Linked DNA regions of Homo sapiens: all the other regions are linked to region 5. Evidence: chromatin loops called from intact Hi-C (ENCODE). Cell type or tissue: A673. All regions are shown on one strand.

Evidence for each region. Peaks named below come from ENCODE experiments on the same cell type or tissue, not always from the same donor. Only the 100,000 strongest peaks of a DNase experiment are listed, where the experiment ranks them.
Region 1: a loop joins it to region 5, with 6 times the contacts of the local background. A loop is called at or near these places in 5 of 110 quality-filtered maps.
Region 2: it touches region 5 in a loop (7-fold over the local background); 20 of 110 quality-filtered maps call a loop at or near these places.
Region 3: a loop joins it to region 5, with 10 times the contacts of the local background. A loop is called at or near these places in 73 of 110 quality-filtered maps.
Region 4: a loop joins it to region 5, with 7 times the contacts of the local background. A loop is called at or near these places in 12 of 110 quality-filtered maps.
Region 6: a loop joins it to region 5, with 5 times the contacts of the local background. A loop is called at or near these places in 2 of 110 quality-filtered maps.
Region 7: it touches region 5 in a loop (6-fold over the local background); 19 of 110 quality-filtered maps call a loop at or near these places.

The regions. Positions count from the first base shown.
Region 1 is chrX:68,195,529-68,199,528 of GRCh38, reverse strand. It overlaps OPHN1 (oligophrenin 1), which reads left to right. Exons shown (of 25, transcript NM_002547.3): 12 at 2,265-2,343. Among named protein-coding and RNA genes, the nearest start is that of OPHN1, 240 kb to the left of the region's middle. In A673, a CTCF peak has its summit at 2,412 (motif pointing left); a DNase peak (open chromatin) is centred at 2,378.
Region 2 is chrX:69,219,949-69,223,948 of GRCh38, reverse strand. No RefSeq gene overlaps it. Among named protein-coding and RNA genes, the nearest start is that of LINC00269, 42 kb to the right of the region's middle. RefSeq lists an enhancer at 822-1,593. In A673, a CTCF peak has its summit at 1,638 (motif pointing right); a DNase peak (open chromatin) is centred at 1,658; H3K27ac peaks cover 854 bases.
Region 3 is chrX:68,826,077-68,830,076 of GRCh38, reverse strand. It overlaps EFNB1 (ephrin B1), which reads right to left and starts at 1,056. Exons shown (of 5, transcript NM_004429.5): 1 at 173-1,056. The coding sequence starts at 300. In A673, a CTCF peak has its summit at 2,117 (motif pointing left); DNase peaks (open chromatin) are centred at 1,176 and 2,076; H3K4me3 peaks cover 1,957 bases; H3K27ac peaks cover 2,452 bases.
Region 4 is chrX:68,730,798-68,734,797 of GRCh38, reverse strand. No RefSeq gene overlaps it. Among named protein-coding and RNA genes, the nearest start is that of STARD8, 85 kb to the right of the region's middle. In A673, a CTCF peak has its summit at 1,706 (motif pointing left); a DNase peak (open chromatin) is centred at 1,697.
Region 5 is chrX:69,385,788-69,389,787 of GRCh38, reverse strand. No RefSeq gene overlaps it. Among named protein-coding and RNA genes, the nearest start is that of NALF2, 120 kb to the left of the region's middle. RefSeq lists a silencer at 2,086-2,135. In A673, CTCF peaks have their summits at 1,801 and 2,004; DNase peaks (open chromatin) are centred at 1,007 and 2,007; H3K27ac peaks cover 2,850 bases.
Region 6 is chrX:69,132,209-69,136,208 of GRCh38, reverse strand. It overlaps LOC107985646 (a long non-coding RNA gene), which reads right to left. Exons shown (of 3, transcript XR_001755985.2): 3 at 133-234. Among named protein-coding and RNA genes, the nearest start is that of PJA1, 31 kb to the left of the region's middle. In A673, a CTCF peak has its summit at 2,030; a DNase peak (open chromatin) is centred at 2,058.
Region 7 is chrX:69,284,514-69,288,513 of GRCh38, reverse strand. No RefSeq gene overlaps it. Among named protein-coding and RNA genes, the nearest start is that of LINC00269, 110 kb to the right of the region's middle. RefSeq lists an enhancer at 1,535-2,516. In A673, CTCF peaks have their summits at 2,119 and 2,318 (motif pointing right); DNase peaks (open chromatin) are centred at 2,013 and 2,403; H3K4me3 peaks cover 1,608 bases; H3K27ac peaks cover 3,687 bases.

The sequences.
Region 1 (4,000 bases), 1.2 Mb after region 5:
TTTCTATGTCAGGAAGAGAGGATAAGATTTTTTATTTTTTTAACTTTTAATTTTTTAGAGAGAGGGTCTTACTCTGTTGCCCAGGTTGGTTTGCAGTGGCACAGGTTCAAGTGATCCTCTTGCGTGAGCCTCCTGAGTAGCTGGGACTGACAGGTGTGCACCACCATATCTGGCTAATTTTTTATTTTTTATAGCTATGGGACCTTGCTATGTTGCCCAGGCTGGTCTTCAACTCCTGGCTTGCAGTGATTCTCCTGTGCCAGCCTCCCAAAGTGCTCATATTACAGGTGTGAGTCACTGCACCTGGTTCTAAATTTAGGCTCTTAGCAGTATTTAAAATGACAGGCTCATAGCAAGGCAGAGCTTGAAATGTTTTAATAACAGCAACAACAATAATTGTAATAATAATAAAAACAATTGCTAACATTTGCCAAGTACCTCCTTTGTGACAGGCACTGTTATCAGCCATTTAAGCGTATAATTTCCTTTAGTCGTCACCACAGTCACATGAGGGAGGTGATGTTATTTGAATTTTGGTTTGTGAATCTGTATCATTTTTGTGTTAACAATGGATGACCCCATTCAAGATGGCTGTGGAAGTATATATTGTTGCCAGTAACCACAAGACTGTCATTAAGAGGTGCTTTAATGAAGTAAGAGAAGGTAGGACAGGAACCCCATGATTCCAGCAGGTAGAACAGGATTCCTGTGATATCAGTAATGGAAAGGACCTCCCAGCTCCTGTGTTCCAGAACCCTTTCAGATAAAGAAACTGAGGTCTAGAAAGGCCTAGTTACTTATCCAGGGTGGCTGAACTCTCTTGGCATTGCTTTTATCATTCTATGACTCTAGGAGAGGTCTCATCTTATCACAGAATTTGTGGAAGGAACAATGTTTTCCTAATGGCTCAGCAAGCCAGGAGAATGCAAGGAGACTTTATACCTTGCATAAAGTATGGTTAATCTCAAAATTCCAGATGAGTCACAAAGATCTAAAAAGACCATAAAGAGCATAACAGCTTGGGATATCTCTGGGTAGTTAGTAGTGTCTTAGTCCATTTGTGATGTTATGACAAAATACCTGAGACTCAGTAATGTATAAACAACAGAAATTCATTTGTCACATTTCTAGAAGCTGGAAGTCCAAGCAGTTTCAGTGTCTGGTGAGGGCCTGGTCTCTGTTTCCAAGATGGCATCTTGTTGCAGTGCCCTCCAGAGAGCACCAACACCGTGTCCTCATATGTCAGAAGAGATGGAAGGGAATGAACCTACTCTTTCAAGTTTTTGTAAAAGGGCCCTAATCCCATTCATGAGGTTCTACCCTTATGACTAACTCACCTCCTAAAGGTCCCATTTCTTAATATCATCACATTGGTAGTTAACTTTCAACCTATGAATTTTGGGGAATATTCAGACCACAGCAGGTAGCCTGCAAATAAATAGAATAAAACAGGGTTCGAAGCCGTGTGCCAGGCAGAAGAGGCCTTATATTGTAGTAATGAAGAATATGGCTGCTGGACCAGACTTTCTGGATTTAATTCCTGTCTCTAGTAGTTCCCTGCTATATGACCTTGGATAATTACTCTGTGCCTCAGTTTCCCCTTCTGTGAAATAGAGATGATTACTGTAACTGCCTTATTATATATATTAACTGAGTTAATATACATAGTTTACTTGGAACAAAATTTGTCACCTAGTAAGCATTCAGTAAATATTAGTTGTTTTTATTAGTCATAAAATTGCTTATTAGCCAAAACGCCTCCTCCCTGTGTCTTAGCCAGTACTCATGTTGTTGAATTTATTGCAACTCAAAATGTTTCTTGGACATCGCAGGTGCTGGAAGAAGCAAAGCCATTTTACTGAGAGATAATGTGCCTCTGATGTTCATGCTCATTCCTAGAGCTCAGACAAAGTGGCTGGCTTCCAACAGAGTAAGGCAGTGAGAGCCTTTGTTTGGTTCAAGCACAATGGGGCCAATTTAAGTGTGCATTATGGAGGCGTCTTGACAGTTACCTTCCTATTTCTTGCAGGATCTGGGCACAAGGCCACCAAGATACCACCCCCGCCTCCATGGTTCCCAAAGTTACTGTTCTGTAAATTGCCTATTGTTTTCTTGAGTAAAAGAGATTTTGAAAAATTAGTATTCTGTAAGCCTATGCTTGTTCAGTGTGACAAACTCCAGGGCAGAGAGGGACCCTAGATCACAAGACTCCATTCTCTCAGTTGAATTTTCTGCTTTATACTTACCATTTTTTTCCCCCTCAGGCCAGGAACCATCACTCTGCAGGCCCTTTCAGAAGCTAACAGAAGGCTATGGATGGAAGCCATGGATGGGAAAGAACCTGTAAGTTACCTGACACTGGGGAAACCTCCCCAGCATATGCCAGTGTATGAGTGCCCTCTAGTGGTATCAGTGGGTCTCAGACAATTAAATGGTAATGGATTGTTTAGTCTCAGTTTTAGAGCTGTAAGGAATTGTTTCCACATCTCTTAGCAGGTAAGGCAACTGGAGTTCCAGAAAGGTTGAGGGACTTTTCTGAGACCACCCTCAGAGAAGACACCAAAACCGGGCTTAGAATGCAGATCTCTCAGCTCCCTGCTCTAGTGTTAGACTATGTAGCTATGCCCATGAGCTTTTCTTCAGAAAGAATGAAGCCATTTTTCAGGTTATAAAATCAATATGTGTTAATTAATTAATATGTGTTAATATGAAAAATAATTGCCATAGTTATAAATAAGCACTTATTAAACATTTATTCAGAATGATTTTTCTGCCTCACCCTTATACCACCAACTCAGCTTATTCTCTTTGAGGGTACAGCTGGTAGCGGAGATGGCATTGCCATCCTGTATCACAAGATGTACCGTTCCATTTAGAACACGGTTATGCAGGAGGACAAGCAATCCCTTGAAAGGGTTACTGATTATCATCAAGCGACCAATAGAAACAGTTGGAAATAATTGAAAAACATTCTGGTTTCTTAGTGGCATATTAAATAATATCAGCTTCCTGGTGTTGGAATTCCAAAAGCTTGGATATAGGTACTAGTTCTGCCATTAAATGGCTATGTGACTCTGGGCAAATCATTTCACCTCTCTGAGATTCAGTTTTCTTCTCCTCAGTAAAAGGGCTTTAATAATTTCTTTCTACCTATCTCACAGGGTTGCTTAGAAAAAACAGATGGAAGTCATCTTGTAAACCACAATGTGCTAGCCGATCTGAATGATGGGATACAAAACTCCTAAGATCCAGCAGTGTTCAGATACAGTCTTATTTCTTTGCTGTATTCAAGTGAAAAACTGGCTAGGAGGGAAAATGCATTCTAGGTTTTTCTTTCTATGTGTCCTCAGTATCCTGGAGAATTTAGAGGGGTAACTAGATCCCAGATTGCACTTATAGTAAACTGGAAGGTAGCAGGAGAGACTTGGTATTCTGAAGACTGCCATCCAGAAAATATTCCAGCACTGTCTTCCTTCTGTCACCTTCCAGAAACCTGCTGCTGAACTCTTTCATGCTTGTGACATTTCTGTAGGCAGATGCTGGGAAGCTCAGCAAGGCATTTATCTTTCAATTCCCTCTCCCAAGTTTGCTCTCCCTTTAGGTTTTCAAGAATCAAAGGATGCAGATGGCTTTCTGTGGAGAATGATGTGAGCACATGGGCCCACTGAATGTGGATCCATACCAACTTGATCATGGCAGATTTTTCCACAAATCCCTTGTTTAGAAAAGTAGCAGAAAAGGCTGGCTGGCACAAAAATATCTCCCACTGAAATATCTGTGGGCATACACACATATGCAGAACTTATTTTAAGGAGAGGCTGTTCAAACAGACTCTTAACAGATGGCATATAGAGGGCTCATTTCCTGCAACCTCACATTACTAATGTTGTTGCTCCTTTACTAAACACTCCAGTTCACTAGTCTTACAAATCTCATCCATGCCTTTGCCTAAACTGTCAAAGAAGATCAGGGCTTGAAGGAATGTCTACTCCAACCCTGA
Region 2 (4,000 bases), 170 kb after region 5:
CCCCCACCGAGCCTCCTCCTCTCTCCTACTCTCTCCATCAGTCCAGTATTTCTGGAGGCCTAAGCAGATTTCAGACAAAAGAAGCTCTAGGCCCAGTCCACCTCCTCTGTCTCCCCAAGCCAGAGGGAGCTTGGAGCCCTTTTGCCCTCTCCTACGCAGAGGGAGACTCCACCAGAGAAGGCCAGGAGCTTCGGGAGGATGTAGGCTGGGTACTCCAGACTTCTGGGGCCGACTGTTGGTTCCCTCTCTCCTCATTGCCTGTGAAGGAGCACAAGGAATTTCACCCCAAAATATGGCTCCCTGGTATAAGGAGTATTTTGAATTAAAGTTCTCTAGACATCAACAGGCACTGGATGTTTCCCCCCCCACTACAACGTGGGGTACGTTGTCCCCACGGACAGACCCTCCAAGGGGAACAATTTTTTTTCCTTCCCTGTTATCTTATTATCTATTGCAGAAAAGAAAACCAAAAATGTTTGGTTTCTTTTCACAGAATAACGTGTCTCTCAGGGTCGTTTAAATTCCAAAGAGAACTGTTTACACGTTAATCTGTGTTCCCCAATTCAGTCATTCTCATTGGTAATCATTTATTGCCCCTCAGCAGAATTCCTCTTCTCCCCCTTCCCATAACCTGTTTGCCACGATCCAAGTCCCCATTCTTTGTGTAACCTCAAGATGGTATCTAAGCTTCTGCCCCCCACTGCGGGCGTGGGTAATCACTCCGTGATTCTCCCTGTGCACATGTTAATACATTTGTATGCCTTTTCTCTGATTAATCTGCCTTCTGTGAGTTGATTTTTCAGCGAAACTTCCAAGGGTGAAGTTGAAATTTTGCCTTGGTCCCTACACTTGCTTCGGCCAGAGCAGGTTCAAAAGGGGCTCCAGAAGGGAACTGGATATGGAGGGGACTTTAACTGGAGACAGAGGTCACCTGCCTCATTTTGCTCACTCTGAGGCTTGAAGAGAAATGCCCACAGCCTGTAGCATACGGCTGAACAGGCAGGGTTGGGGGTAGGAAGCAGGAAGAGGCTAGAAGCAGGGGGTAGGAACTAAAGAAAGAAAGCAGGCATGGGGGAGGGGTGGTCCTATTTTCCTGGTATTCAGAGGGGCTGGTCAGCAGCTGATGGGTCTCCAGGCAGTGGTGTACGGATGGGGCCAGAGCCTATTCTCAGGGTCCAGGTGGCCAACTGACTTGGAGGACTGCCTGGCCCTCATACCCACACCCCCCTTCACCCCACAAAAAGGGAACTCCCGAGCTAGTGCCCATTTCCCCAGCCCACCAGGAGGAGGGGGTGGCTGGGGAATATTCTACCATTTTCCAGATGGAGAAAAGTGAGGCCCAGGGAGGTGAAAAGCCTAGAGCAAGAGCCATCGCCAGCCCCATGGACTGAGCCTCAGGGCAGGGGTGGTGAGGGTGGTCAAGGGATGAGAGGGGTGGGGTGGGGTGTGAGGTTGAGCTGAGCCGGCTGGGACTCTAACCACCAGCTCTTTATTTAGCTTGGGGTCTGAAGCAGCTAAACGAATGTAAATGAAATTCCACAAGTGAAAAGGGTTTCTCTGGTGAGACTCCTCCGTTACCAGCCCAGAAGCTAGGTATGCGAGGACCCACCCCAGGGAACATTGGCATAGAGCCCAGGCAGCCACTGGGTGGCGCTGTCTCTCCATCCAAGTGTTTAGGCGGGTTTCAGATGCCAGGGCAAAGAAGTCACCCCCATTCATGCCCCATCCTGCCAGGCCCTTAACAAAGGCGCCTGGGTTAGGGCAGGGAAAACCAGTTTTGACAAAACTCCATGTGTCCCCTGGCACGTGGGTGGGAAATGGAGGGTCCAGACTGGCAGGGCTCAGGAAACCCAGAGGAAGGGACAGGCAGTTGATTGGGGCCCCTGGGGGCCGCCCTGTTTCTCAACCACTCTTGGAGCTGAGAAGCTCCAGGTGTTTTGAGCCTAGAGATGAGGGAGAACAATTCTCCCCATTTCATCGGCGAACACACTGAGGCCCGGAGTTAAAGGACCCAAAGATAAGCTTTTGAGCAGCCTAGGAAGCACCCCTTCCCAAAACTTACGTTTCAAAGTGAGCCCCTTTTTGGCTGGGCCACAGCGGCGACGCGGAGAAGGGGGCTTTAGAAATGCTAATACCATGCGTGAGTGACAGTGCGAGGACAATGGAGGAGGGCGCTGTGAATGGGGCCGCCGAGGCCTGGGAGCCGGGCTCCCCACGTGGGAGCCAGGTGGGGGAGGGGCGGGAGGGGAGAAGCCGGTCCCAGCCTAGAAGCTCCGAGCCTGGGCTAATTGGAAGGGGCTGCAGCTCTGGGGGCAGGATGGGGGTGGGGATTACCTGCGGGTCGGCCGCGGAGGGGCGGGGCTCCGAGGAGGTAGGGGGCCCTGCCGGCACGGGGAGGGGGCGCCGGAAGAGCCTTGGACCTGCTGACCTGGAGACCGGGAGAAAAAAAAGCGGGGAAGCTGAGGGGTCTGGATAAGCCCCGACTTAAGGAAGGCAACAGCAGGTGACTTGGAATAGTGTGGAGGGGGCCCGAGAACCCGTTCCCTCATTCGTTCATTCTGCATCAAAAGGTGGTTAAGAGGCTGCTCTCCAGTCACACTGCTGGAAGTCTTTTCGGGCTCCCTGGCTTATTCACCATGTGCTCTCCAGCATCAGTCACATTGGAATAAGAGCACCTGCCTCACGAGACACTTGGGACAGCGCAGGTAAAGTGCTTAAGAAAGTGCCTAACAAAGCGCTCAGTAATGGTGAGGGTTTGTTTGTTTGTTTTTGTTTTTGTTTTTTTGAGACAGAGTCTTGATCTGTCACCCAGGCTGGAGTGCAGTGGCGCGATCTCAGCTCACTGCAACCTCCGCCTCCCGGGTTCAGGCGATTCTCCTGCCTCAGCCTCCCAAGTAACTGGGATTACAGGTGCCTGCCACCACGCCCGGTTAATTTTTGTATTTTTAGTAGAGACAGGGTTTCACCATGTTGGCCAACCTGGTCTTGAACCCCTGACCTCAAGCGATACACCTGCCTTGGCCCCCCAAAGTGCTGGGATTACAATTGTGAGCCACCGCACCCGGCCAGTGGTGAGCTCTTTTCTTTCTTTTTCTTTTTTCTTTTTCTTTCTTTTTTTTTTTTTTTTTTTTTGAAATGGAGTCTCGCTCTGTCGCCCAGGCTGGAGTGCAGTGGAGCGATCTTGGCTCACTGCAAGCTCCACTTCCCGGGGTTCACACCATTCTCCTGCCTCAGCCTCCCGAGTAGCTGGGACTACAGGTGCCTGCCACCTCGCCCGGCTAATTTTTTGTATTTTTAGTGGAGACGGGGTTTCACCATGTTAGCCAGGATGGTCTCGATCTCCTGACCTTGTGATCCACCTGCCTCGGCCTCCCAAAGTGCTGGGATTACAGGCGTGAGTCACCGCGCCCGACTAGTGGTGAGCTCTTATTATGAATTTGATAAATAGTGATTCATGCCAACTGTTAGCCCTGGGCTTGGCTTGCTCATCTGTGGTTCAGAGGTTGGTGTCCTACCCTGTGAGGCCGGCTATGCTGAGGGAAAGAAGAAGGGACTCCACCTGGACACCAGGCTCTGGTCTGTGGAAAAATCAGAGGCCTGATGTGTGGGCCGCAGAGCCTGGGGGCCTGTGTGGGAGGGTCCCTGGGATGGCGCTGGCCCTTGGGGTCTAGGGAAGTAGGGCTCCCTTTGGGACTCCTGGAAAGATGCAGCAGCCCCAGGAGTGGTTGTGTAGTGAGGGGCATCCCAGTCAGCTCCTGGGGGCCCACTGTCAAACTCAAGCTCCTCTAGTAGAGTCAGTCAGAAGGCGAGAGAAGAGGTCCCAACCAAACTCTACAACAGTCACCTCCAACTCCAACTGTACCAGGCAACCCATTTGGGGAATGAGAGAAAAATATCACAATATATGTTTTATTTATTTTTACCTCACCTTTTAACAGTTTTGACGTTCAGCATGTCATTTGTGATATACCTAATCAATTAGTAAAGTAATGCATGTATA
Region 3 (4,000 bases), 560 kb after region 5:
CCGCCGCACCCTGCTCCATCCGCCCGCCCGCAGGAAAACACTCGAAAAAGCCGGAGACAAAATGAGGCGCCGCTCCTCCTCCGAAGACCTCCCCACATGCACTCCGGGGCGTGCGGCCTCACCCTGAAGGAGTGCCTCCCACCCCAGCGTCCAGAGGAGATAAGTTACTCACTTGGGGTTGAGGGAGCTCCAGGATACGGGCTCCAGGTTCTTGGCCAGCGGTGTGGCGAGCCGGCACAGCGCCCACACGACCATCGCCACAAGCCACTTGCCGAGCCAACGCTGCCCAGGCCGAGCCATCTTCCCGGGGGCAGACTGCACTTCGGGATCCCTTGGCGCCTCCTCACCAAAGCTCGCCTCGCCTTCCTCTGCCGCGCTGCGCTCGGAGCCGCTCAGGCGCCCATCCTCCGCAGCCGCCGGCCTTGAAGTGCTCCCCTCCCGCCGGCTTCGGTGTCGCTCTTCTCCGCCCGGCCGGCCAGGAGGACTCACTGGGCAGCCGCCCCCAACCCGGGCATGGGCTTCGGCCCCCGAGGGCTCGTTCTCCTGGGCTCTCCGCTGCCGCACGAGGCGCGACGGGGGCTCTGCGCCCCCGGGTGATCCCGCCCGATTCCGCTCGACTTCCCGAGACGCTTCGGGGCTGCGCGCCCTCTCCCCGACGGGGTCTTCCCGCAGAGGTCTCGGTGACCGCCCCGACGCCTCGACCGTCCCGGGATCGCTGTCCCTTGGAAGAAGTGGGGGTTTCCCCACAGCACAAGCTCGGTCCCCGGGCTCCCGACTGGGCCGCCCTGGCACGGGCTCCGTTCCTCCGGGCCACACTGGGACTCCGGGCTACGCGCCCCCGGACAGCTTCTACTTCAGCGCGGGCCCTGCTCAGTGTACTTAGAAGAGCGGGGAGATGCTGCCGAGCGAGCCAGTCCCATTAGTTTGCGCCCCCGAAGCCTCGGCCGGGTAGCCCGGCAGCCTCGCGTCGCCGAGTCCTGGCTCCCGGGCGATCGAGCCCGAGGGTCTGCGGCCAGTGCGAGCCTCACAAACCTCCCACTGCTGTCCAGCTCGCATAGACTCCCTCCGCTGCCGCTGTGCTGTCTACTCCCTTGCTCAGGCGAACGCAAGGCCAACCCTGCTCTCTTAGCCAATAGCAAGCTCAGTGGCGGGGTCCTTGCCCCATACCACGCCCCCAGAGCAGGAAGGGGGCGGGGTTTCAGGGAGCTCTTAAGGACGCCGCGCGCCCGATGGCACCAATCTGAGTGTGCGGCTCGTGCGGTTAGGGTTGGGTCCCTCTCAGTCCTGTTCCCAGAGAGCTCAACCCGTGGGAAGTTGGCACTCTCAAGAGCTGCCGGCCTGCTCTCCTCTCCACGCGTCTGGTCAACACCCCAGCCCACTGACCCTGTCCCAAGTACCCCAGGAAAGTATTTCCATTTTCTTTTTACACACAGGACCCCTGAAGTCCTGCTCTGTGCCCACCTCCGTGTCAAGGACAGCCTGTCTGCTCCTCGTCCAGTCCCACGTAAGGCTTTAGTGGGCTTTCCTCCTCTCGCCCTCAAAATGCACTGTCTGCTTGCACTTGGACCCGGAGTCAGGAACATAAAAGTGAGAACAGTGGGAGGGGGAAACTGGTGAGGGTCCAGTACTTGATTGGGGTTAGAGGTGGGGCGGGGAGCAGGGTGGGGTGTGGTGGGGAGAGAAGGCGTGTTCATCGCCCCTGGGGACCAGGCCTTCGGAATCTCAGCTTTCTGGGGGAGCCTTGTGGGACCTCTGGAGCCAAGATTTAGTCTTGTCCTGTCCGAAGGCGCGGGCAAGGTCCCGGGATAGGCAAGCGGGGATGAGAGGGCACGTCGATAAAGAAAGACACCTCGAGGGCAAAGAGGAAAAAGCACAGGGCATGAGACTTTTGAAAAAGCAAAAGCGGGCATCCTGGACCGGAGAAGCCGGACTCCAGCCTGTCCCGGCCTCGCCATCTGGGTCTTTGTCTCCCAGCCCTGGCCCATTCTTCCCGCCCCGCCTTGCCTCTTTGCTTATAACTTGGCTCGATCCCATAGCTCAGACCTTCCAGGTCCGACCCACTCTCGCTGGTCGGACCCCAGAGGACGTACCCACGTGCTAATGTCTCCCCCTGCTGGACTTCCATAGCACTGCGGGCGCCTGGGATAAACCCGGAGCTTGCCATAGCACAAGACCTGGGACAGGCGTAGCCTTGGCAAAAACCGTCACCCTGTATGGGGAGGAAGGGAAAGAACTAGAAGGATATCTGAGTTTGGGGTAGGCTTAGGGACTGCCAAGAATACAAGGTCTCCCCACTTTTTCTTTATGGAGATAATTAGATGAGCAACATTCCCAAAGTGCTCCACCATTCACACAGTTTCATGTCCATCATCTCGCTTAATAGGTGACTGAGCTACTGCGTTTCTCAGTGGATCCTCTGATGATCTTTGTGGCTGTAGAGGTGGGAATAGCCCAGATTTTGTCTTTTTATTTTCTCCCAAATAGAGGAGAAAATAGGGAAAATCTGGGCCCTTCCCACTTCCAGGGGCAGCCCTTGAGGGTGAAGTGGCTCTGGGTAGGTAGGGAAAGAAGGAGCTGTTTGGGGTCTCTGAGCTCTCAGCTGGACCCTGCATTGGGGTGTAAGGAAGGAGAGATGAGATGAATAGGGTGTAGGGACACACCAGTAGTCTAGCTGGGAGACTGGGATCCCTGGAGTGCATGCTAGGACATCAAAACCTGAATACAGAAAGCAGCCTGCTGCTTACTGAGTGCCTACTATTGTCAAGAACCAAGTTAGATGCTTTTCCTTTCATAACCTTTTGAAATGAGTTTCAGTATCCCCATTTTACCTACAGGGGAAAGTAAGGCTCAGAGAGAAGTGACTCATCTGAGATCACCAAGCTGATCAGTGGTGAAAGCAGGATTTGACTCCTGGGACATCTGTCTCCAAAGCCTGTGGCCATTCCCCTGTACCATACTGGCTCAAATTCCCAGCCAATCCTTGCTTCTTTGCTTCTTTGGTTCATTCCTGGTTAAGGCTGGGTCGTGCATGGACAGCAGCAGCCTGGGGCTGGCCAGGACTCTTCCCTCACTGTCCTTCAAGAGGTTGCCAGGCCTGGAAAGTTCATCTATATTCCTGGCCATAGCCCAGAGTTCTTCTCATCTAAGACCACCACTGCCAACCCTAGAGCCAGCCTTGATTCTTCCTCCCCACAGCCAGCATGCCCGGTGCCCCACAGGAGGAGAGCCCAAGGCCAGGTGGGGGATGGGGAGATGAGGCTATGCGGCCAGTCTTGGGAAACATGGGAAGACAAGCAGTTCCTGAGTGTGCCAGCACCTAATCCCGGTGGGCAGGGTGGCAGAGGAAATGAGAAGAAGACTCTTTATGTCCAGACCTGCTCCACATGCTACTTATCCCTGCTCACAGCACAGCCTTTCTGCCTCAACCTGCCCACACCAGCTACAGGGGCCTCAGGAGCAGAGCTGAGCCTACTCCCTGCCATGGCTAGGCCAGTGATTCCAGGTTCCCACCTCCTGACCCACCCTGGCGGGGCCTCAGATGTAATGATTCAGGCCCCCGAGGTAGGGAAAAATTACTCCCAAGGGAGCCTGAGAGGAAGTCAGGATCTGTGAGCAATGGGGGCCCTCTCATCCAAGCCCTCCCTATACCATTGGCAGTCACTCCCCACCCATTTCTCCCAGGTTACTGTGTCATTACAAACACATCCACGCACGTGCTCACACACACACACACACACACAACTATCAGGTTTCAAGTCCACCAGCATTTCCTGAGCAGTGCCTCTGTGCTGACCTCTGAGCGGGGCCATCCCTGTTGACACAAAGAGCAGCTCCAACAAGCCCTGCCCACAAGGAACACCAAACACTGATACCTGTATGTGGGGGATCCTGGACCCAGAGATGCAGGAGAACATCTGGCAGCTGCAGGAAGCCTCGGGCATCGTGCAGCCCTGGGAGAGCAGAGCTGCTCCTTCTGAGCTCAGCTTCCCACACCCATGAG
Region 4 (4,000 bases), 650 kb after region 5:
GCCTGTAATCCTAGCACTTTGGGAGGCTAAGGAGGGGGAATCACCTAAGGTCAGGAGTTCTAGACTAGCCTGGCCAACATGGCAAAACCCCGTCTCTACTAAAAATACAAAAATTAGCCGGGCATGGTGGCTCATGCCTGTAATCCCAGCTACTCAGGAGGCTGAGGCAGGAGAATCGTTTGAAGCCGGGGAGCTGAGGTCGTAGCGAGCCAAGATTGTGCCACTGCACGCCTGGGTGACAGAGCGAGACTCTGTCTCAAAAAAAATAAAATAAATAAAATAAAATAAAATAGAAACAGACTGGGGTGTAGTGGGACAGTTATAGCTCACTGCATCGTCGAACTCCTGGATTCAAACAATCTTCTCACCTCAGCCTCCCAAGTAGCTAGGACTATGGGTGTGTGCACCACATGTAGCTAATTAAAAAAAAAATTTTTTTTTAAGAGACGGGGTCTCACTATGTTGCCCAGGCTGGTATCAAACTCCTGGACTCCGGTGATCTTCCTGCTCCATTCTCCCAAATCGTTGTGATTACAGGCATGAACCACCACCCTTGGCCTATGCTAGTTTTATTGAGGCTGACTTCTTCCTGGCAGTTGAGCACTGCCTCCCAGTTTCTGTTCACTAGGATGGTCTTCTTTATATCTGGCCCTCCAAGACCTGACACACTCTGTCTTCACACAGCTCATGTCTTCACCTACTTCACCTCTGTCAAATGTCACTTTCTCTATAATCTCCCTATTAAAATGACAGAGAGCACTCCCAATCCCCCTTCCCTGCTTAATTTTTTTCTAAAGCACTTGTCACCTTGAAACACATATGTCATTGAATTATGTTTGCTCCTCCCTCCAGAATGCTAGCTCAATGAGGGTAAGGATTCTTACTTATTTTGTTCACTGCTCTATCCCTGGTATCTATAACAGTGCCTAGCACATAATAAACACTCAGTAAATATTTGTTGAACCAATAACTGGCCCATTAGAAAGGATACCCTTGGATCCCAACAGACCTGGGTTCCATCCCAGAACTGCCTCTTCCCTCCTAGTGACCTTGGGCACGTCTCACTGATGGTCTATGTCTTTTTTCTTTTCTTTCTTTCTTTTTTGTCTTTTTTTTTTTTTTTTTTTTTTTTTTTTTTGAGACAGGGTCTCACTCTGTCACCCAGGCCGGAATACAGTGGTGCAATCATAGCTCACTGCAGCCTTAACCTCAGTAGCTAGGACTACGGGTGCCCACCACCATGCCTGTCTAATTTATTTTATGTTTTGTAGAGATGGGGTCTCGCTTTGTTGCCCAAGCTGGTCTCAAACTCCTAGGCTCAAGTGAGCCTCTTGCCTCCCAAAGAGTTGGGATTACAGGAGTGAGCCACTGTGCCTGGCCACACCCTGTCTTCATTTGTTCAATCAGGAGATGAACTAGATAGTGAATCTCAACTTGGAGAGAAATTCTCCCACCCCAAGGGACCAGTGGGAGGAGGAAAGGAGACAGAATTTTTAGGGCTCTGTAATGGAGAATGGCAAGATCTGAGGGGTGGGGAAGCTGAGGGAACAGGGAAAGGAACAAGATCTGGAAGACCCTGTGAAGGAAAAGGGGCAGAAACTGGGGAACACTGAGAAGACTTGGAGGCGGGGGCAGATGCTGGGGTTGAGTCCCAGTAGCTTCCTGTTGCCTGTGGCCCATCTTCCCACACAGAGCAACAGTGCCCCCTTGTGGGCCCTGCCAGGGCCTGGCTGTTTTGGGGTTGACGCTTCCCCTCCACGCTCTAGCGCCAATTCTCACAAGGGCTTTCTTTATCCCAACAATTTCTTCTAGTGCTTCCAAAAGTGTGCACAATGGCAAGCCCAACATAGACAGCATCTCTTCCTTTGAGAACCTGCTGCTTCACATCTGTGTCTGGGTTATCGCCTGTGCCACTGATATAGTTAGGCTTTGTGTCCCCACCCAAATTTCATCCTGAATTGCAATCTCCAGGTATTTAGGGAGAGACCTGGTGGGAGGTGATTGGATCATGGAGGCAGTTTCCCCCATGCTGTTCTTGTGATAGTGAGTGAATTCTCATGAGATACGATGGTTTTATAAGACAGTTTTCCCTGCTCTTGCTCGTTCTCTCTCACCTGCCATGTAAGACATGTGTCTTCCCCTTCTGCCGTGATTGTAGATGTGTTTTCCCCTTCTGCCATGATTGTAAGTTTCCTGCGGCCTCTCCAGCCATGAGGAACTGTTAGTCTTTATAAATTACCCAGTCTCAGGTATATTGTTACAGCAGTGTGAAAGCAGACTAATACAGCTACCTACCTGGGAACCTTACTCAGGTGTGCATGCACACCTGCTTAGTGTCCGAGCACAGCCCACATGCCATGGTCTTCAGTGCCTATTCTGTGATGACAGGGCAGCACTGGGGTGGGGAGGGGCTGGCATATGCAGGAACTGAGCCCAAAAGTGATGGGATCCCTGGCCATAACCCTGGAGGGAAAGTCACATTTTGTAAACATTGTTCTAGAGTAGAGGGTGCAAACCAGTGGGCTATTCATGTGTGCATGTTGAGCCTGTTGCATGTTATGTTAAAATCTTTTCACCAACATTTTTTTTAATCTTTATTTTTTTCAGAGACAGGATCTCTCTCTCTTGTCCAGGCTGGAGTGCAGTACTGTGATCCTACTCCCAGGCTCAAGCGATCCTCACCTCAGCTTCCTGAGTAGCTGGGACTACAGACACATGCCACCATACCCAGCTAATTTTTTTTTTATTTTTTGTGGAGATGGAGTCTCACTGTGTTGCCCAGTCTGGTCTTGAACTCCTGGTCTCAAGCAACCCTCCCATTTCAGCCTCCCAAAATGCTGATATTACAGGCGTAAGCCACCACACCTGGCCACCAATATTTTAAAAGGGTAGATTTCACATAAAAATCTGGATTTGGGCAAACATGGTCGTTCATGCCTATAGTCCCAGCACTTTGAGAGGCCAAGGTGAGAAGATTGCTTGAGCTTAGGAATTCGAGGCTAGCCTGGGAAACATGGTGAAATCCCATTTCTACAGAAAATACAAAAATTAGCTGGGTGTGGTGGTGTAAGCCTGTAGTCCTAGCTACAGGAGGCTGAGATGGTAGGATCACCTGAGCCTAGGAGGCAAAGGTTGCAGTGAATTGAGATCATACCACTGCACTCCAGCCTGGGTGACAGGGCCAGACCCTTTCTCAAAAACAAAAACAAAAAACAAACAAACAAATCTGGATTTCTGGATTCCCTGGAAAAATCAGAAGATGTAGCTATCCATATCTGGACCCACATTCCCGCCTGTCCATAATAGATGAGAAGGGAATAGCTGCTGCCCTCTTTAGATGGGGTACGAACTCTGCAATCATTATGATCTTTACCCAGTATGCTTTGCTTATCTGTGCTAACTGCCTGGTTCCTGTAGGAATTTCAGTTTGAGATTCCTGTAGTTTTCAGGAAGAGAATTGACAGCATTGTTAAAATGAAACACAAGCCATCAGGGTCTGAGCAGTGGAAGATCTTGAAAGGAGAGTCTCAGAGGGGAAGAGCCTTAAAGTCAGAGACCAAGTAGTGATATAGCTTGGAGCCAGAGGAGGGTATGGCAGAACAGGCAACCTTTCTGTCCTCTTCCACAGACCTCCTTCCCGAGCTCATCTCTGCCTAAACCTAGCAGTGGGCTCTGTACTGCGTAACAAAAGAAGATGTGCAGTATTACTAACAAGACGAATAGCAGGTGATTTGCCACTTTGAAACTACCCACCAAATGCTAGAAACAATCAAGTTGACTACTCATAACCTCCTTATAAGGTAGTATCATTCCCATTTTAAAGATAAGAAAACTGAAGTTCAGGGAGTATAAGTAAGCCATGCAGCTATAATAGAAAGTGGTAATGCCTTTGAGCCCTGAGTCCCTGGTCTGCAGGGACTGAGGGGGAGTTCAAACATCTTCTGCTTTGAATTCAGTTGAATGAAATTTATGTCATCATAATCAACCTCCTCACTCTATA
Region 5 (4,000 bases):
GCATGAGGATGCTGGTTGGGACCCAGAAGAGCCACTTTGCCCAGCCAAGCTGTCATTTAGGAGCCTTTGAGGAGCTGGCCTGGCCCAATGAAGACCTGTTCTTTCCATCAGTGGGGCTAGGGAGGTTAATGGCATTCCCAGGAAGGGCCAGGGATTAGGGGAGCCTGCACTTCAGAGCCAAATTCTTTCACCTCTAGTGAGTTTTCCAGAGATTCTCCCTCTGCCCTGCAGTGCCTGGCCCCAGGAAAAAAGAGGGGGATGGGCTGAGACCTCCCGCTCCCCAGCCCCATGGACCAGGCTGGAGGAGAGTGCAGCCCCCGACTGGGCTGGCCCTGGTCCCGGCTGTGGCTGTTCCGGCACAAGCTGTGGGAAAGGAGGAAGGCCTCAGCATGCTCACTGGGGTGCAGCAGGGGTGGACGAAGAGGAGGGGGTCTCGGACCCTTCAGAGGCTGGACAATTAGAGAGAAGGCACATTCCAGGGGAATCCACATCTGGGATGGGCCTGAGCCTGGGCCAGCCTTGTAATCCATTGCAGATGTGACGGCCAGCAGCAGATGTGGGCAGGACCTCCCTCATGAAAGGCTGAGGTCTGGGGGCGGTTTGCAGGGATGGGGAGATGAGGAACAGCTCCCAGACACCACCAGCCAGCTCCTTTTGGGAGGCCACTACCTGGCTGCAATTCTGTGCATGGCACCTTGCCGATGGCAGTGTAGCCAGGCTGAGATGATGCAGCTGGCCTGGGACCCTGGCTTCAGCTGAGTATTTCTGGGAGCAGAGCTTGGGCCAGGAAGCCACCAGTCCCCAAGCTAGGCTTCTTTGCAACCTTTCAGATGTCAATGGCTGTGCAGCAGGGTTCTCAGTGGCTTTAAAACCTGGCGAGGGAGGAGTTTGGGACTCTGAGTCTGATGCCAACCAGCTCCAGCCCGCTCATCCTGGCCCCAGTTCAAGTCTCTGGGGATGCTGGGGCTGGCATCGCCAGGAGGAAGTCTTAAGGACTTTTCAGTGCCAGGAATTGCTGATTTTCATGAACCCAAGTGGCCAGGGCTAGATGACGTCTAGACATCTGTGCTTGTCATATGACCTGACAGTTGGCACCAGAACAGTGCCCCGGGGGAAGAAAGGAGGAACTTAGCAAGGGCCTGCTCATTGGTGGGCTTTGAAAAGGCCAGCCAGAGGTCTAGGAGGTGAGTGGAGGGTGTCTGGGGGCTATGAGGCAGGTTTTCCCTGGCCTCTGAGTGGGGATCTGTAATTGTTCATCACCCAGTGTGCTTAGCAAGGCACCTGCAATTGGAGAATCATCACTTTAGAATGGCAGAATGAGGGAGGGAATTTAGACTTCTCCTGGTCTGTCCCAACCCCTTCATGTTACAGAGGAGGGAATGGAGGCTCAGAGAAAGATACGGGCTTGGCCCAGGTTGGAGAACCGTGGCTGAGCTGAGCCGAGAAGGTTGGGCTTCTGATTTCCCGCTGAGTGCTTTTTCCCACAGCCCCAGGCTGCTTGGTGGAATGAATGGGTGAGTAATAAGTGAATGGGTGAATGAATAGAAAGGCTTGGCTGCTAAGATGGAGTTGTGACCTGGCCAAAGGTTTGTAGATGCAGTGGGTATGTCCATTTCCAGTTTCTCAGCATTGTACTGCTTGTGTGAAAGACAGGAATCCATCTTGCCCCTTTTCTCTCAACCATGTCTTCCCACATCATCCATTTCAATACTGCAGGCTGCAAAGAAGGGGATGGGGAAGGATTCACCCCAGGTCACCCACCAGGACAAGCACAGGGGCAGGCTGCAAAGCCAGGTGTCCCTAGAGCCTCTACTCCTCACCTCTCTCTGCCAGAGCTGAAGACAACTTCCATCCATTTCACAGGCTAGGAAACCGGAGACAGGCCCAGAGGGGGCGCAAGACGGATTACAGGATGAGCTTTAAATCAGGCCTGGCAGGACACTGCATGTAATGGATTCCTGTCGGCCAGAGCAGCGGTAGTGGCCCCTGTGGGCTCAGCAGCCCCCAGAGCAGTGTCACTCCGGACTAACGACAGGTGGCAGCAGAGGACCATGGTAGGCAGCCTAGGCGTTAATTATTACGGCTGCCCAGTCCCCCTTTCTCAGGCCCTAAGTTGGCCAGATTGGTACCCTGAGTGCATATGGGACCCCTGTGGCAGAGGGGTGCCCAGAGCTGGGATAAATAAGTGCTTACTGAAGAACAGCATTGGAGCAATGGTGAAAGGCAGCACAGAACATCTCAGAGGAAGAAAGAGGTCGGGGAGCTTGACAGAGTCTAAGAGGAAGAGGGAACTGCAGAAAGGGAGGGAAGAAAGGAAGGGGGGAGAAAGAGAGAGGGAAAAAAGACAGAGAAATAGGCTGACAGTTTGAAGAAAAACAAAGATGTACAGAGATTCCGTGGGATGCATCAACACACACATACTGAAATCGTGGAACTTTTTAGATGGAAGGACCTTTAGAGGTCACCTAGTCCAAACCTTGCTGATGGGGACAGAGACTCAGAGAAGATGTGATTTGCCTGAGGTCACACAGCAAATTTGTGACCAAGCAGGGACTAGTCCCAGCCTGGATCCTCCCCTTGGTTCCCAGACTCCAGCTCTTTTGTTGAAAGACCTTCCTTGGGCAGTATACATGAAAACTGCCCAGAGATCTACCTAGAATTTGCCACAGAGTTCAAAAGACTAGTGAGACCTAGAAACAGACACATAGAAAGCAGAGGGAGGTGATCCAAGAGGAGAAAAGGAAAAGGAGAGCAGGAAGGAGCAGAGTGCTCAGAGGCAGTTGGAGGAAGTATCTGGGCAAGCTCCCCTCTCCACTGACTTTCGGCCCAGGGTCCCACCTAAGGGTAGGCAGCTTTCCCTCCATATGGCATTGTCCTGCCCCTCTCAGTCCATGCCTAGCCCACCCTAGAGCAGGGAACAGATATGTGAAGAAGGGGCCCAAGCTGGGTCCTAGAACTAGAGAGAAGGCCTTGATTTTCTATTCCTGCCACCTGTTCTCTTTATAGGATCACTGCCTGATTTTACCACACGGGGTGAGCACACTGCTACCTGACTAGGACCCAAGCTCTGCCATCTTTTGCCTGCTGGTCTATGCTAGGGCATTCACGCTATGTCATCATCAATTCTAGTGACCATATTTTTCAAGCTAAAATATCGGGCCAGATTGTCTAATACATGATCTGATCACAGAACAGAATACTTAAAATTAGGCTTGTCCTCGGAAATCTGGGCCATCTGGTTACGGTCCTGTTACTCCACCCGTCGGCTTTTCCTTCACACACAGGCCTAGAGATGCCCCCAGCTGTCAGCCAGGCCCTAGGGCCAAGAAATAAGGAAAGGAAAGGGAAAGAGAGCTAATGTATACTGAGCTTTTGCCATGTGTCATGTATTTTCCATCCATTATCTCATTTACTTCCCATGACAACCATATGAGGTAGGTACTCTTATAATCCTTATTTCGCAGATGAGGAAACAGGTTCAGACAGCTGGACTCACTTACCCAGGGTCACACAACTACCACGCCAGGCACAGATCCTAATGCAATGGGCTGACCTCTCCAGCAATATAAATCCCTTCTAAGGAAAGAGAGGAAACACTGAGCAGAAATGCTATCCTGAAAGCCATCATGAACTTGGGATGTATCAATAGAGATAAAGAGACCAAGTCAAGTATGTAACAGCTTTGCTCTTCTCTGCTGTCTGGAACACGTATCCAGCCTAGAGGCCCCATACATTAAGGGCACACGGGTACATCTCTACAGGGGAATGAGGAGGTTAAGAAGGGACAGGGAGCCCAAGTCCCATGAGAAATAGTTGGAAGAAGTGGGGCTATTTGGCCTCAGGATGTGACTTCAGACCTCTAAAGGACACAGTGACAGGCATGGTCTATATGGCCCCTGGGGACTGAGATAAGAGGTGGTAGATATAGGGAGACAGATTTGGAACTTTCTCAGAGTTCAAGCTATCCTGTCATAAAACCAACTGCCTGCCTTGAGAGAGG
Region 6 (4,000 bases), 250 kb after region 5:
CTCGGGCCTTTGTCTGATAATAACAATGCTCACCAACACTCAGAGCATGTACCCTTTGCCAGAAGCATTTGACATGTAGTCACTTATTTAATCCCAACCGTACGTGTGCTGAAGAAACCAAGGCACAGAGAAGTGAAGTGACTTGCTGAGGGTCACATAGCTAGTAGATAAAGCTGGGCTTAGAACCCAGGTGGTATGGCTCCAGAGTCTTCATCACTGGCTCTGCCATCTAATCTGTGAGAACAATAATAATGACTCTATTAGTGCCAGCTCCTGTGTCAGCCATTTTACACACATACTCGCATGTGGCCGTTCACAACGATTCTGTCAGGTAGACTTCATTGTCTCCATCCTACAAATGAGGCAGCAAAAACTTGGAGGGTTTATGTGACTTTCTTAAGGCCCTACAGTTGGTAAGGGGCAGAGATGGCATTTCAAAACCCAGCTCTGCCTAATTCTTGACAGGCAGGCTTTCCTTGAACACCTTTGCCACTGTTTCAAACAAGCTTTCCACGAGTTAAGCTGCAGTGTGGTATCTGTTGGGTGCTTAGGACAGACCAGGCATTTGTTTCATTTTACGTATATCATCTCTTTTGAGACTTACGCCTACCATGTGAGGGTGGGGGTGTTATTCCATTTGCAGATGGGAACCCTGAGTCTGAGAGACCTTCTCTCTCGCCTGTCCTCTCTCTAGGTTGGGCCACACCCAGCATTCACATCCCTTTTCTTTGGGGGAATAACTTCCCCAGCCACAGTCTCAGAATCCTCAGGCTTCCTGCTGGAAGGAAGGGGCTTGCTGCAGACTTTATGCATTGACTAAATGTTGGAGTCCCAGCTCTGCCACTTCTGGGTGACTTGCGGCAGTTCACTGCCCTGTCTGGGGCATGACTACCACATCCCAGGTGCGTGAGGCTGATCAAATGATGAGATGAGATGCAAAAACATTTTGTAAACTCTGGAGAACTATATAAAGGTGAGCAGGGGCTCTGAGATGAAGGTTTCCATCTCTAGCATTCTGGCATGACCTCATTGCACACGTGTCCAACACACGCATTGGCATCAACATTGAAACACACATACCAGCACCAGTAGGCTTCAGGCAGATGGGTGGGAAGGGAGGGGATTGTCCTTGCTCCTGAGTTGTCTCTCCTCTAGGCAGAGCATCCACTAGTTCTTTAATCTTTCCTTCTAGGACAAGATTTCAAGACTCCCCTCCCCCAAGGAGTTAGATAAAGTAGAAAGATCGTGGGGTTCGGAATCCTGCAGATCTGGGTTTAAACCCACGTTTTGCTAATTTCTAGCTGTGCGATCTTGGAAAATTGCCTTTACCTCTCTGAGCCTCAATTTCTTCATCTGCAGAATGGACATGATAATATTGTAGTACTGATCTCAGGCTAGTCTGAGGCCCATATGAAAAGTCATGGGCTAGGTGCCAGAGATGCAAATATGGGTAGACTTCAGTCCTGGATATCAAGTAGCAAGGGAGAAAGGTCAAGCAGCAGGCAGATGGTCTCAAGTGTTGTGATAGAAGTTAGCCAGGGCTCTAGAGTCCCAGAAGGAGCCAGAAGAGGAGCACGTAGTCTCAGAGGAGGGTGTGGCTTCACAGATACGGTATTGTCCGCACTGGTTCTTAAAGGGGAATAATAAATAGTGGTTAACACTCTACAGTGCTTCATGTGTGTCAGGCACTGTTGTAAGTGCTTTACATGCATGATCTAATTTATTCCCTTGTAAGAGAAATACAACCTTAAGGGGTAAAAACAGTCTTCACCCCCATTTTACAGATAGGGAAACTGAGGCCCAGAGAGGATAAGTGACTTTCCTGGTTAGGCAGTCAGGGCCCTGAGCCCACACTCTCAACCACTCCACCAAGCTGCCTGTGTGAGTAGAAGCTTGCCAGCAGAAGAGTAAGGTGAGACTATAGAGCATAGCATGAAAGCACAATCCCTTCCAGGGCTGGGAGGTGGGATAGGTGAGCAGGGGCCGGATCTCAAGGGCCTGTGCGCCAGGCTCAGGAACTTAGACTCTCCTCTGGGGGCAGTGGGGAGTCACTGGCAGATTTGAATTGGAGAATTACATGCTCAGATTTGTCTGCAGGAAAGGTCTAAGTGGCTGTAGTGTGGAGGCTGGTCCGAGGAGGACGCACTCTGGTGGCAGAGAAATGATAAAGGCCTGGATTCCGGCCGTGTTTGTAGGGATGGAATGCTTGGGATGGATTCCAGAGCTATTAAGGAGGTAAAATTGGCAGGTCACAGTAACTAATTAGATGTGAGGAGCAAGGGAGAGGGAGGAGCAAAGGTTTCTAGCCAGGAACTTGGGTGGATGGTAGGGTTACCCCTGGAGAAATAAAGCTGAAATGAAGTGTGGTGTGGGTCTGGAGCAATGAGGTGTGGTCTGGGAGTATAAATTCTGTTTGGGGCAAGGTGGGTTTGAAGTGTCTTTGATGATGACCACTGGGTAAATGTCTGTACTAGCTGATGCTTGGGGGAGTAGCCCAGGCTGAGGTTACATGGAATTTACTTGCTGAGAGGAGGTGGTGGAAGCCGCAGGAGGGGCTGAGAGAGCCAGGGAGAGCATCCGTAGGGGAGGTGACCCGACATTTAAGGGGCATACTGGAGAATAGGGGCCTGGGAAAGAGACTGAGAAAGAATGGTCAAAGAAGCCGGAGGAGAACTAGGAAAGCCATGTCTGAGTAGACAGTAGAGGATTAGGGAGTCGCAATTGTCACATAGCAGGAAGTAGTCACAAATATCAAATGTGACTGAGAGGTTCCACGAGCTAAGTCCGCTGATTCTTGTAATTAGGTTTTTGAGGTCCTGGGTGACAGCTGAAGTAGGGATGGGAAGCTGGGAAGCTGTCAGCAGTGGTCTGAGGTGTGGAGGACAGGTGGGGAAGTGGGGACAGCCCAATAAGGACCCTGGAAAAGGAGATATGGAACATTAACTAGGGAGAGACACAGGATCAAGGGGGGAGCCAAGAGCAGCCGACGGGAAAGTTAGTCCCTTCCCTCCTGGCCATTTTGCTCCCTGCCTCTCCCTGCCATACCCCCAGACTTGGGTCTCTGCCCTGGGCGTGCTGGGGTTTGTCAGTGCCTTTCAAGGTGCTGGCCCCTCCACCTCTCTTCAGGCTCCCTCAAGTCTCACAGCAGAAACCTCCCTTTGCTTGTCTCTGGAATGAGCCCCTAGGAGAGCTGATGAGACAGCAATTAGACCAGTTGCAACGGCCGTGCGTTCACATCTCTGTGCCAGGGCAGGCCTGCTGGGACCCTGCCAAACTCTTCTGAGCCAGCCCCATAGCCTGGTCTCCCTCCTATGTGACCCCCATGGCCACCATCTACCGAGGGACCTCCAAAGGCATAGAGGCTGGGGAATGGCCTCATTAACATCTCTGGCCTCTGTCAGATATGGCTATCTATGCATTTAGGATCCAGGTACAACCCTACAAGCCCTGGGGCTGGGCCAGTGCCCACCAGTTTTAGGGCAGCTGAGTGAAACAGAAAGGGCAGGGGCAGACTTCCCTTCCATGCCCCTGCCCTTCATGCCTGTGTGACTCAAGATGTTGCCCCTTTATCAGGCTCCCATGTCTCCCCTTTCCACAAAGCCTCTAGAGGATTCCAGCCTTCTAGAAAGAAATCTGCCTTTGTGTGATGGGTTCGTTGTTTTGGGCCAGCAGCATCTGCCTGTTGTGCCCTGTGGCTGTTGGGACCTATTTTTCCAGAGGCTTTTTAGCCTCAGTAGGAAGGCTTCATAGCCCTGGGAGTCATCCATCTCACATCACTACCCCCAACCTTAGTATACTTGTCTTTCCTGTTTCCAGCTTGCAGTCAGTGGATGGCAGCCCCCTGGCTTTGCCCTCACCATCTCAAAATTGATATATCCTAGAACTATCATAAATGTTCATTTATCCTAACAGTTTTTGATTGAATGAAGGCCACAAATACCTCGGTAGACTCCGCATTGAAAAGACCATCTGCCCCTCTCCCCAGCCCCCCACACCTCAC
Region 7 (4,000 bases), 100 kb after region 5:
AATGGGTAGCAGGGAGCTGAGGAGTGAAATTTGAACCTGATCAATTCTTTCTTTTCTTTTCTTTCTCTCTCTCTTTCTTTCTTTTCTTTTCTTTTTTTCTTTCTTTTTTTTTTTTTTTGAGACAGAGTCTGCTCTGTTGCCCAGGCTAGAGTGCAGTGGCGCTATCTCGGCTCACTGCAAGCTCCGCCTCCCGGGTTCATGCCATTCTCCTGACTCAGCCTCCCGAGTAGCTGGGACCACAGGTGCCCGCCACCATGCCCGGCTAATTTTTTCTATTTTTAGTAGAAACGGGGTTTCACCATGTTAGCCAGGATGGTCTTGATTTCCTGACCTTGTGATCCGCCCGCCTCGGCCTCCCAAAGTGCTGGGATTACAGGCATGAGCCACCACGCTCAGCTGTTCTTTCTTTCTTTTCTTTCTCTCTTTTTTTTTTTTTTTTTTGACAGGGTCTCACTCCTGTCCCAGACGGGAGTGCAGTGGGTGATCACAGCTCACTGCAGCCTCCACCTCCTGGGCCCAGGTGATCCTCCCACCTCAGCCTCCTGAGCAGCTGGGACCACAGGCATGCACCACCACACTCGGCTAATTTTTTTGTATTTTTTGTAGAGATAGGGTTTCACCATGTTGCCCAGGCTGGTCTCCAACTCTGGCCCCAAGCAATCCAACTGCCTCGGCCTCCCAAAGTGCTGGCATTACAGGCGTGAGCCACCGTGCCCGGCCCTGATCAATTCTTTTAAGTCTTTAAGTATAAGGGTCTTAGAGCATTCCAGGATTCCTCAGACTGTATGCTCTGGGACGGGATTTCCTGGGGGTTAAAAATAGAAATAAAACAAAATTACGGACTAGGTACCAGGGAATGTTCTAAGTGCTTTTTACAAATGTTAACTCATGTAATCCTCACAACAGCTCAGTGATGTGAATACTATTACCCCCATTTTGCAGATGAGGAAATTGAGGCAGAGAAAAAATAACTGACAGACTCAAGCACCTAACTGACTCAAACCAAAGACACTCTTTGCCTTCTTTCTGGTTCATTTCCCTAGCTGGGTGACCCTGCCTCCTCCACCCCACACCTTTCAGGGCTTCGTTCTCCTTCATGGCTTTCTCAGCACTGGGCAAGGTATCTCCTGCCTGAGACAGGCTGCCTCCTTGAGGTGCCCTTCACCTCCCTGTGCTTCCTCCCCTCCCTCCCCTCCTCTCTGGGGGAGCTGAGCCAGGCTCAGGTTTCTCCATTTCCAGGCTGAGTCTCCTGCCTTGAGCTGGGCTCACTGAAGAGAAGAGATCTTGCTGACCTTGCACTTTCCATCCACTCTGGGGCTCTGGGCTTTGAATGGACACATAAGGAGTTCTGCACCCCCTGTCATGGTGAGGGACTGAGGAGGGCGGCTGGCCTCTTGCCCTGGACCTCTGGCGTGGAAGAAGTTACCCCAGTCCCACTGAGCGGGCCTGAGTTTGAAACCCACAGGCGTCTCTGTGCAGATCTGGGGCAGAAGTATTGCTGAGGGCACTGGAGGAGGAGTTGGGGCCAAGGGCTGGGTGGGATGTCCACCTGATTATAGTTGCAAACCCCTTCTCCACACGACAATGGAGTACTTACTAATTCTCCCTTGCGTTGGACTAGTTTCTTCCTCAAGCTCTCTCTTTTGGAATGATAGAGTTAGAGTGTTAGAGATAGAGATAGAGTGTAGAGGGCTGGATAGACCCTTAGAAATCATTGAGGCCAAGTCTTTTGCTTCCAGATGGGGAGCCTGAGGCCCAGAGAGGGCAAAGACATGCTCAAAGTTGCACAGCAAGACAGCCATGGAAGCAAGTTGGAACCCAGGGTTCTTGACTCTTCCCGGTAAGTGTCTTATCCAGCTCAGTTCCACCCCTCACTGTGGACAAGAACCTCTACACTCCGCCGCACACACACACGCACACACAAACACAGGCTGTGCGCTATGGCCTAGGGAAGCAGGCCCTTGGGAGTGAAGTGGGAGGCACCCAGAGGCTGATGAGAGGCAGAGGCCAGGATAAGGACGGAAACTGTGCCGCTGGGGTGAGCGTGGCATTCGGAGGCGTGGATGTGCGCTGGTTTTTTTGTGCCTTAGAGCCTCCAGCCCATGCCTTGTGAGCCACCCTTGCAAGGGTGGGAGAGGCCAACGAGAAACGCCCAGGCTCACTATTGAGGTCTTTACTGATGCTTGAAGGGTTTGGAGGCCTCCAGCAAAGTCACTGACCCACCCCCTGGATTTTCGTCGCACTCGTACCCTTCAGGTGTCCAAAGGTCCACCCCGTGCACCCTTTCCCCCAGTTTTCTAGACCGCCGCTGCGGCCGGGTGAGCCAAGGGCCATGGCCACAAGGGGGCACTGGCGCTCCATGGCTCCAATGGGCGTGGAGGCGCGCACTTTCTGCCGGCGTTGGCGGGGGGGGTGCGGGGGCAGCAGGAGTTTGCATTCGGCTCCCCCACTCCTGGCACCCTCCCCATTTCCTCTTGGAAGCCTCCCTAATCCTCTTATGCCGAGGGTCACATCCCTGGGCCCGGGGACGAGGTGTTTCATTTTCAATTCGCCCCCACTGCCCCTGGGGGAGGTCCGTGAAACGTGGGGAGGGGAGTCCCCTGGGCTGAAGCCCTCTTCCCTGCCCCTCTGCCCACCCCTTTCCCTTGCTCTTGTCTTCAGCTTGTCCCTTTTTTGGGTGTATCTCTCCTACCTGCCCTCCCTCCACTCCCCGCCTGGTCAGCCTTCTCCCTTCTCAGAGCCCACGTTCCATCTCCTCTCCTCGGACCTTTCCCCTCCTTTCTTCCTTATCAGCTTTCAGCTTTCACTCCCCGCTTCTCTCTCCCCCCTCCTGCTCCTCTCCCCTTGTCCTCCTCTCTTCTCCCTTCTCTTCTCTCCCCTCCTCCTTCCCCCTTCTCCATTCTCTTCTGCTTTCCCTCTCCTTTCCCTCTGCCCTGGCTCGGGCGGCCTCTCCCTGGAGGAGTCGGGATGTTAGGGTGGAGTGGGCCTTGGCCCTGCCTCTTCCCAGGGCTGTGGGCTCGCTCCCAGGTTTTGCGGGTTGAGACAGGGAGTGAGGGAGGGAACATCCAGCGCTGCTGGAATCTGGGAGTGGAGGCAGCTGTGGGTCAGAAACCCTCCAGTCCTCTTAGCAAGTGCAGCCTTTTCTGGAGGGGAGGGAGATTGAGAATCCAGAGACCTGGGGCCTGATCCCAGCTCCGGCTCTGACCTCTGGCCCTGGCCGTGTGACCTTTCCCATCCTCTCCCTGGGCTTCAGTTTGCCCCTGAAGACAATGGAGAGGTAGATATCTGAGGACTCTCCCAGTCCGTCCTCTATTTTTTTCATTTTTCAGTGGTGACTGTCAATCCCAGGAGGCCTGAGCATGGCTTCTCCCAGATTCACCCTCTGTCCCCATGGCCCCCTTTAAAATGCTAGGGGCCACTGGTGTGACAGAGAGGAGTCTGTCTGTGTCTGTGAGTTGCACTGGAAGAGGGACTGGGGTTGGGTGTGGGCCCTGATGTCAGCATGTTGGGGAATCTGTCTGGCATAGTTGCTCCCTGACTCTGAGGATCTGGGCAGCTCTTGGTGCCTGGAATTGTAGAATGTCAGTGCTGGAAGAGGTCTGGGGCAGAGATAAGTCAAACACCAATATATGGGACCACTGTGGTCCTCACTCCACCCTCCAGCTCTACCCCAGGGTACACACCCAAGGGCCATTGCCTGCCTTTCACCTCTTAGCTTCCAAAAGAACTTAGCCCCTTGTGGGATGAATCAGGAAACTGCGGTCCAGAGAGGGGCAAAGACTTGCCCAGGTACATGCAGCAAGGTGGTGGCGAGCTGAGACCAGGCCCCGAGGCTCGCGCCTCCCAGCTGTGAGCATGCTGGGGATATAAGAACGCAGGTGAGGTGGTGTTGCCACCTGGCACGTGCTTTGGGGGATTGGTGATGTGAAGGAAGTTGTATGTGTGCATGACAGAACTGGGGGCAGGATGGGAGGTGGGAGTCGTTAGGGATGATTGCCTG